Regions from separate parts of the Homo sapiens genome. Here region 2 is linked to region 1. Evidence: chromatin loops called from intact Hi-C (ENCODE). Cell type or tissue: PC-3. All regions are shown on one strand. Each heading gives the region's core, and the rest is flanking DNA. Links, peaks and the distances in the headings are about the cores only.

Region 1 (4,410 bases), core at 236-4,235:
CTGTGCTTCTTTTCTTTCCTTTCCTTTCTGCTTCTCTTCACAGGGCATGAATGAAAACTGGTTGGCAAGATACCAGGAAAAATTAGAATAAATGATCTGGACTAACTTGGAGAAAGAGGCCTTGGTAAGAACCAAGACTAGCTGATTTTCATACCTCTTCTGAAAAGCTCTCAAGCGTTTTCCATAGTGCAAGAGCTATTAATTTTACAAGTTAGCTAAATTGCCAAGTTTATTTTGTTAGTGTCCATCTTCTCTTTCTGAGTGCCTCTCCTATTTCCCCTTTTGATTCCCTTTATATTCTCTTCTCTTCTTTTCCAGGCAGCCAAAGGTCAAAACCTGCTAACTCACAGTTCTGACTTTTCCCTGATAAATTTCTTTTTTTTTTTTCCCAACCAACAAAATCACAACTAAGTGTCTGCATAGGAGTTATCAGCATGGCTAAACTAAGAAAATTCACTTTAGGGTATAAACATATGTCCCTGCTATCCTAGAGACACATGTGTTTCTACCCACCTCTTTGGTTTACTCCCACCTACCTAGTTAAAAGAAACAAAATCAGCATCAAAGCCAAATAAATATTTTCACCGCCTGTCTTTCTTACTCTTGATAATGTTCTCTGGTTGCAAATGATGGTAAAAGCTATTAATTGATGATGTGGGTACTGGTGGTGGTAGGAGGATTTGTAAAATGAATGGGTACAATAAGCCGGGAAATTTAAAGCATTGAAATTTATGACAGGGTGGGTAAACATGAGTAAGAGATTTTGCTCTGCCAAAGTTTAGCAACTGTAAGTTCTGTATTATAGCTCTGACCAAAAGATAAGGCCAAAATATTTACTTTGACTAGGAGATAAAGCCAAAAAATATATCCTAAACATTGTCTTATTGAAATCAGAGACCTCTCCATATTAAAACAAATAATTATTCTATTATTCAAGGAGCAAAACCAAAATAAAATTGTCCTATGCAAAGAAAGTAGTAGGCAGGTCTTGGGTATCAGGATTTTATATGACATTGATAAGGAAAGTTATAGAGAAAGAATTTTACAAATAATACATTTACATTTGATTTTTCCTCCACATATAAAAAAAGAAGGAATTTTCAGAGCATTAAAAAAAGAAGCCCATTAATTCACTTTTTTATTCATTATAACACACAAAGCTTATGAATACTTCTTATGCTGTAGGTAGCATCTGATAGTTGGGTTAGCCATGTGGATCATCTCAGGCTACTACCTCACTCTGAGGTGGAAATAGACATAAAATGGAAATATACAAAATAATAAAGAGACAAATCTGTCTTATGCCTTTTACAATATATTGAAAGTTTAACAAGTTTAAATAAATAGAGTATCAATAAAAGGAAATTTGGTTGTAAGTGACAGAATTATACAGAAATGGTCAGAGTAAGACCTTAGCCATTCACCTCCAAGAACTATCCAAAGGGAAGGAATCCCTGTGCCAAGGACTTGAGATGTCTAGTCTAGTGCCTGATATTTGTCTTTTGTGGGAAAAAATGTTATGTTCTGATGCTTTTAAACATTCATCTCAAATAAACAATATTTCTGTTGTGATTCTTCTTTCAGCCTGCAGAAATTCCCTGTTCATAATGTTACTTTTTCTATAATTTGCTTACAGAGAGAGAATGCACTGGTTGGAGGACTTGAAGTGTCTGAATATTTTAGCATTTATACTTATCAGTATACACTATTAAAAATGGCATTTTAATTTCTTTATATTTGTCTCATGAGCCTTATCTGAATGACTCAAACTCAAGTCTGATTAAGTCTGAAACACCTAAGGTGACACTTTTAGACTGTGTTCTAGGGAGTACAACTGCCCCAGCAGTTGTAAAGGGATGTTTTTAAACTAAACATTTTGTGCTCAAATAAATGTGAAACTGAATTCAAATTCACACTGTATCTACTCACTAACTATATGACCTGCATCAAATAGTTAACCACCCTCTCCCCTTTTTTTTTGAGCTGGGGTTTCACCCTGTCACTCAGGCTGGGGTGCAGTGGCTGATCCTGGCTCACTGTAACTTCCAACCCAAGCAATCCTCTCACCTAGCCTCCTAAGTAGCTAGGAGCACAGGCACACACTACCACACCTGGCTAATTTTTTGTATTTTTGGAAGTGATGAGATTTCGTCATGATGCCCAGGCTGGTCCTGAATTCCTGAGCTCAAGTGATCTACCCGCCTCAGCCTCCCAAAATGTTGGGATTATAGGCGTGAGCTACCATGCCTGGCCAACCCTTTCATAATCTGTAAAAATTCCCATTTTAATAATTATATCTATATAAGAGAGTTGTGAACTCTAAATGACAAAATAAAGGTAAAGTAGTCATCACTGTATAGTACTGAGTAAGGGTTCAGTAAATAGCAGCTAGTAGCCACAGCAATAATAGAAAAAAATAGCCTTTAAATTACCATATCTATGTCATCATATCAGAAGTCATTAACATTGTTTTTCATCATTAATGCAGCATTATATAAGATTTTGTTCATTTGTACTTAATATCCTTTATGTAGATTGGAAACTAATGTTAAGCTAATTTCTGGAATTTTTTTTCAATGACAGGTTTCTATTCGTCATCAAAAGACCTTCAGGCAATTAATAAGAGACATGAATGAGAATGAAAGTGATGATATAAAGCATGTTAATAAGTGTATAAAGGAAACATGACTCACTGAGAAAAGTAAATACAGCTCCATTGACTAAATTCTAGTGGTAAAACTAACTGATAATGATAAAAGAAGCCCAGAGTCATATAACAACATTTATTAGGGAAACTGCACATTCAACTAGTGATAACAAAAGCAAAATATTAACAGAAAATATGGGCAAGGATTATGGTTTCTGAATGTTGGAATTAGAAAAGCTAAAATGTCCCATGCAAAACATTTATTTCAAATTAAAATGTTCTTTAATAACAAACTAGTTTGCATTTCAAACAATTACTGATAAAGATTTCTGCATTAATAGGCCCTATAACTCATTATATGAATTGATAAATATAGTTACACAGTCAAATAGGAAAAGTTTGTCATTTTTCCTATTTTTTATGCCCTCTATTTGTTCACATCAATGAATATAAAGAAAAATGTAATGTGTTAATTTTCTTTCAGACAGGGTGTTACTCTGCCATCCAGGCTGGAGTGCAGTGGCATGATTACAGTTCACTGCAGCCTCAACCTCCTGGGCTCAAATGATCCTCCCTTCTCAGCCGCCTGAGTAGCTATGACTACAGGCATGCACCACCATGCCCAGCTAATTAAAAAAATTTATGTATATATAAATCATGTCTTATTATGTTGCTTGGGTTGGTCTCAAACCTCTGGACTCAAGCAATGCTCCTGTCTCAGCCTCCCAAAGTGCCAGGATTACAGGTATGAGCCACCACACCCAGCCTAATATGTTAAATTATTCTGAATTTTAACTCTTATCACCAACGTGTAAAACAATAAAAATGTACATTTACTTTAATCGAACATTACAAAAAACTAATATTTATGTCTATATCTTGATCTATATATTAAACAAGTTAGTATGAAAGTTATCAAAATCACAGTAGTAACAAATTACTAAAGTACATAAGCAGACAATAGTCTCATGAAGAAGTATAATTAGTAAACAAACAGGAAAAATATTTTTAACTTTGTGATATCCAAAAACTAAAGTAAAAATAAGACTTTAACTTTGCTTATAAAATCAGCAAAATTAATTTAAACTTCTAGAGTAGTAAAACTCTATGCTTTACAGGTAGACAAGGAGGAACATTGGTTTTGGTGTTTGACAAAACATTTTGGATTTGAATCCGAGATCTCTCAATTGCTATGTGATTTAAAATAAATTCTTAATATGCCTGAGCCTCTTATTTTTTTCCTTTGTGCAAACCTGGGGATAACAGTATTTTTCTTTTGGGATTGTAAAGAGGTGAATAAAATAAGGATTATTTATGTTTTTTCTCCATAATCATTACCAGTATCTGACATATAGTTGACACTTGATATTTGTTAAACTAATAAATTTTTAAAATGTAATGTGTTGTTTGTTTCTTTGTTTGTTTTGAGATAGGGTCTCACTATGTCTTCTAGGCTGGTGCACAGTGGTGCTATTATGGTTCACTGCAGACTCAACCTTCTTCTAAAGATTGATGTCTGTGGCTACCAAGATTCGTATGTTGAAACCTACTCACCAATGTGTTGGTATTAAGAGGTGAAGCCACTGGGTGGTGATTGGGTCATTAGAGCAGAGCCCTAATAAATTAGATTATTGCCCTCCTGAAAGAGAACATAGTGAGCTGCCTTGCCCCTTTTACCATTGGAGGGTGCAGAGAGAAGGCACCATCGATCAACCAGTAATTGAGCCCTTACCAGACACAGATCTGCTGGTACCATGATCTTG
Region 2 (4,410 bases), core at 329-4,328, 110 kb before region 1:
AATGTACATTTAGTCAATTTAGGGAGAAGGCATTTTCTATGAGGGTGAGGTCTGTCTCATAGACTACATAGTAAATTTAGTAGTCAGTCTCTACTAAATGCATCCAGTTTTGTTTTCTCAAAAGTGAAGCAAAAAAGGGTCTAATTTAGAAATTTATGTATTTTATAAATTTTCCAATCTTTTAGGATTGCCTTATTCACCTTAAATGAGCAGCAACATTTTTAGCAACTCGCTATTACCAAATATTTCCAAAGCATTCATAGAAACAACTATCTTTCTTTGTATACTCATTCATTTGTTTATGCAACATTTAATTAAGTTACATAATTACAGTGGCAATTACAATAAAGTAATGGGTCTTGGGACAAGTATGACTAGCTCTTAGTAAGCATATGATTCAACTGGTAAAAGCAATAGAGCATAGCATAACAGCAATTAGCCCTCTAGCCAAATGCGTTTAACAAGTCAGTATACTTTATATTATCTGTTCATCTGTAGAGGAAGTTATTTGAAGGTTAAGAGGGCATCTTTTAAGAATACTCTTGTTTTTATCACATTGGAAAATGAAAGTAGTGTTCTGGCTTTCCCTGACTAAGTCAAACTTTTATATCCACAGGTCCCATGTACACTAGCAGAAAAGTATCCTAGGGTCTTTTTAACTTTACTTTATTGTACAGTTAAAATTTAAAACTTATTATTTATTTACTAATTTATTTATCTACTTTAGTCCTGAAAACTTTTTTCTTTCAAAATCTTATAAGCAGTCACAATATATTAAACATAAAATTCTTTTTTATAAAAGAAAAAGGGTCCTCAAGTCTAATTTATTTTAATTTTCATTTGCCAAAGAAAGTGACCAATAAGGTGGAGTTGAAAGGAATTCAGTTTGACTCTTATAACTCTAAAGAGTAGTATTCTTTCTTTCTCTCTCTCTCTTTTTTTAATTAGAGACAGGATCTCACTATGTTGCCTAGGCTGGTCTCGAACTCTTGGGCTCACCTTGGGCTCCCAACGTGCTGGGATTACAGGCATGAGCCAGCATGCTCAGCCAAGTCTTCTTTTTCATTTCTTCAATTTATGTTATATGTTGTCTTTAGAATACTATGCCTTTTATAGGTTCAGCTCTCTTATACCAAATTTTTTTTTCTTTAATAAACAGTGGTGTTAAAAGCTGCATGGCTGCTAGAAATCTTCTTTGAGTAATTTCTCACTACCTTCACTTCTAAACTGAACACAAAAATAACCAGAGAAGAATGACCAATCATTTTAAGTGTGGACTTTATAATGCTGTCTACAGCAGCTTTCCTTCTGAATTAAGTGTTCCTCTTTTAACTCTGGCCTTGAAAGCTCAGTCTAAATATCGTAAAACACGTGGCATCAAGGGTTGGAATCTGTGCACTCTAGATCTTCAATGTCCTTTAGGTCTAAGACAAAGAGTATTTTATAGCTTTGCACTCAGATGGCCACAATTCTGACTTTAGCAAAATTGGATTATTGCACCATGTAATGAGTATAATAAGGAAGGAATAGCTGTGAATTGCTGTTCAAAATTTTTCAGAGGAGACAGCATTCAAGAAAGGCTCCTGGCTTTAGAATCATAGAATTTTCAGACTACAAAAGGCCTTAGAAATCACTGATTTCCCAGAGGTAGCAAGTGACCTAACCATATCACTAGTAAAATGCACAAACTGTAAATTTCCTTAGATCTTATTTTAGTCCTCCTTCCTCAATGCAAATGGACCACATCTTTTTATTGTCATTGTCATTCTTGGATTCCTCTGTGAACATAAAGAAAATCATGAGTCCACTTCTTGAAAAAATACACATATACCAACATATAACATCATCTTATTAGAATCTCAATTTACTTGTCTGTGGATTACAGCCTGAGGATGAGAGAAGACTTTGCTTCCTTAAGGTGCCTGTGAAAGAGCAGATTGTAAGTTTAATCTATTTTTGGTAAGATATATAGTGCTAAGATGTTTAAGGACACTAATTTTTCTGCATTACAGAAAAGTAAGGTATACAGAAAAGTAAGCTCACATTTCCACAGGGATTAGCTTGCAGTGCTATAAATTAGATCAGCATTCCAGGAACAAATAACAGAGTTAGTTACTTGTATTGTGACCAAGATTAACACTTTCCTAGGTATATTTTCTTAAAATTCTACCAATAAAGATACTTTTAGGAAAAATAAAACATGAAGCATATTCTAACAGATGAGTTTTTAAAAAGGTAGTTACAAAGCAGTTCAAGATTGAAACATAACTTTGCAACCTAAATTTGTCAATTCTTTAATGAAATAATCACAGCTATGAAGAAATTCATCAAATCAGAAAACAGTAAGTCTTGTAAAAGATGGTCAGTGATGATGACATAATATTAGGAAGAAAAAAAACACAAAATAATGGAGGATATCAAATAATTAAAACTGAAAAAATATTTAAAAGTATAATCCAGAAATTTTCCAGAAATAAAAGAAAGTTTCTATCTATAAAGTGAAAAGGCACACCATGTCCTTGGGAATACTAAAATTTGTAACACTGAAATACAGTCCAGTAAAATTGGACTTAAGAGTTAAGGAAAGAATCATTGAACAAACAAGTGAAAAGAACAAATCACATACAAAAGATAATAAATCAGGTAAGCATTAAACTTCTCCCAATCAACTATCAATATAAAAAGACTGAGGAGTGCTTGAACCCGGGAGGCATAGGTTGCAGTGAGCTGAGATCGCACCACTGCACTCCAGCCTGGGTGACAGAGTGAGACTCAGTCTCAAAAAAAAAAAAAAAAAAAGGCTGAAGAATAATACTTACAGGCTATTTTCTCTATTTCAGAGAAAAAAATATGAGTCAAGGGTGTTATATTCAGCCAACTTATTACATATAAACACTGTACACAGTTTTGAATAGAAAAGAGCTCAGAAAATATTATTCACAGGAGCCTGTTCTGAGAAAACTGGAGGACAAGCTCTTGCAATACTTGAAAGATGTCACTCCACTCTATTTTTGATTACATGATTTCTAAAAGTAGGTTTGAGATCATTTTTATCCTTGCTCCTCTATCAGTAAGGTTTTATTCAGTTTGGGTTTTGTTTTCCTCTGGTTTCTTTAAAGAGTGTTGTCTTTGTCAATTTGTTTGAGTTCATTGTAGATTCTGGATATTAGCCCTTTGTCACAAATTTACAAGAAAAAAACAAACAACCCCATCAAAAAGCGGGCGAAGGATATGAACAGACACTTCTCAAAAGAAGACATTTATGCAGCCAAAAAACACATGAAAAAATGCTCATCATCACTGGTCATCAGAGAAATGTAAGTCAAAACCACAATGGGATACCATCTCACACCAGTTAGAATGGCGATCATTAAAAAGTCAGGAAACAACAGGTGCCGGAGAGGATGTGGAGAAATGGAAACACTCTTACACTGGTGGTGGGACTGTAAACTAGTTCAACCATTGTGGAAGTCAGTGTGGCAATTCCTCAGGGATCTAGAACTAGAAATACCATTTGACCCAGCCATCCCATTACTGGGTATATACCCAAAGGATTATAAATCATGCTGCTATAAAGACACATACACACGTATGTTTATTGCGGCACTATTCACAATAGCAAAGACTTGGAACCAACCCAAATGTCCAACAACGATAGACTGGATTAAGAAAATGTGGCACATATACACCATGGAATACTACGCAGCCATAAAAAAGGATGAGTTCATGTCCTTTGTAGGGACATGGATGAAACTGGAAACCATCATTTTCAGCAAACTATCGGAAGGACAAAAAACCAAACACTGCATGTTCTCACTCATAGGTGGGAATTGAACAATGAGAACACATGGACACAGGAAGGGGAACATCACACACCGGGGACTGTTGTGGGGTGGGGGGAGAGGGGAGGGATAGCATTGGGAGATATACCTAATGCTAAATTACGAGTTGATGGGTGCAGCACACCAACATGGCACGTGTATACATATGTAACAAGCCTGCACATTGTGCACATGTACCCTAAAATTTAAAGTATAATAATAATAAATTTTTTTTAAAAAAAAGAGTGTTGTCTTTGTCTTGTATTTTCTGCAGTTTGCATGTGATATTCTTAGGTATAGATTTTTTTTAGTATTTGTCCTGTATATTGTTATTCGAGCTTCTGGGATCTGTGTTTTGGTGTCTATCATTAACTTTGGAATATTCTCAGTCATTACTGCTTCAAACATTCATTCTGTTGCTTTTTCTCTTCTGGTATTATCATTACACATATATCACACCTTTTGTAATTCTCCCACAGTTCATAGATATTCTGTTGTATTTATTTATTTTTTCTCTTTGCCTTTTAGTTTTAGAGATTTCTATTGACATCACTTAAAGATGATTGATGAGTTGATGAGAATTGAGAGA

What was found. Peaks named below come from ENCODE experiments on the same cell type or tissue, not always from the same donor. Only the 100,000 strongest peaks of a DNase experiment are listed, where the experiment ranks them.
Region 2: it touches region 1 in a loop (3-fold over the local background); 1 of 110 quality-filtered maps calls a loop at or near these places.

The regions. Positions count from the first base shown.
Region 1 is chr4:114,510,431-114,514,840 of GRCh38, forward strand. No RefSeq gene overlaps it. Among named protein-coding and RNA genes, the nearest start is that of UGT8, 86 kb to the right of the region's middle. RefSeq lists a silencer at 3,102-3,347. In PC-3, for the core only: no CTCF peak of the experiment used is centred there; no DNase peak of the experiment used is centred there; H3K27ac peaks cover 378 bases.
Region 2 is chr4:114,400,291-114,404,700 of GRCh38, forward strand. No RefSeq gene overlaps it. Among named protein-coding and RNA genes, the nearest start is that of UGT8, 200 kb to the right of the region's middle. In PC-3, for the core only: no CTCF peak of the experiment used is centred there; no DNase peak of the experiment used is centred there.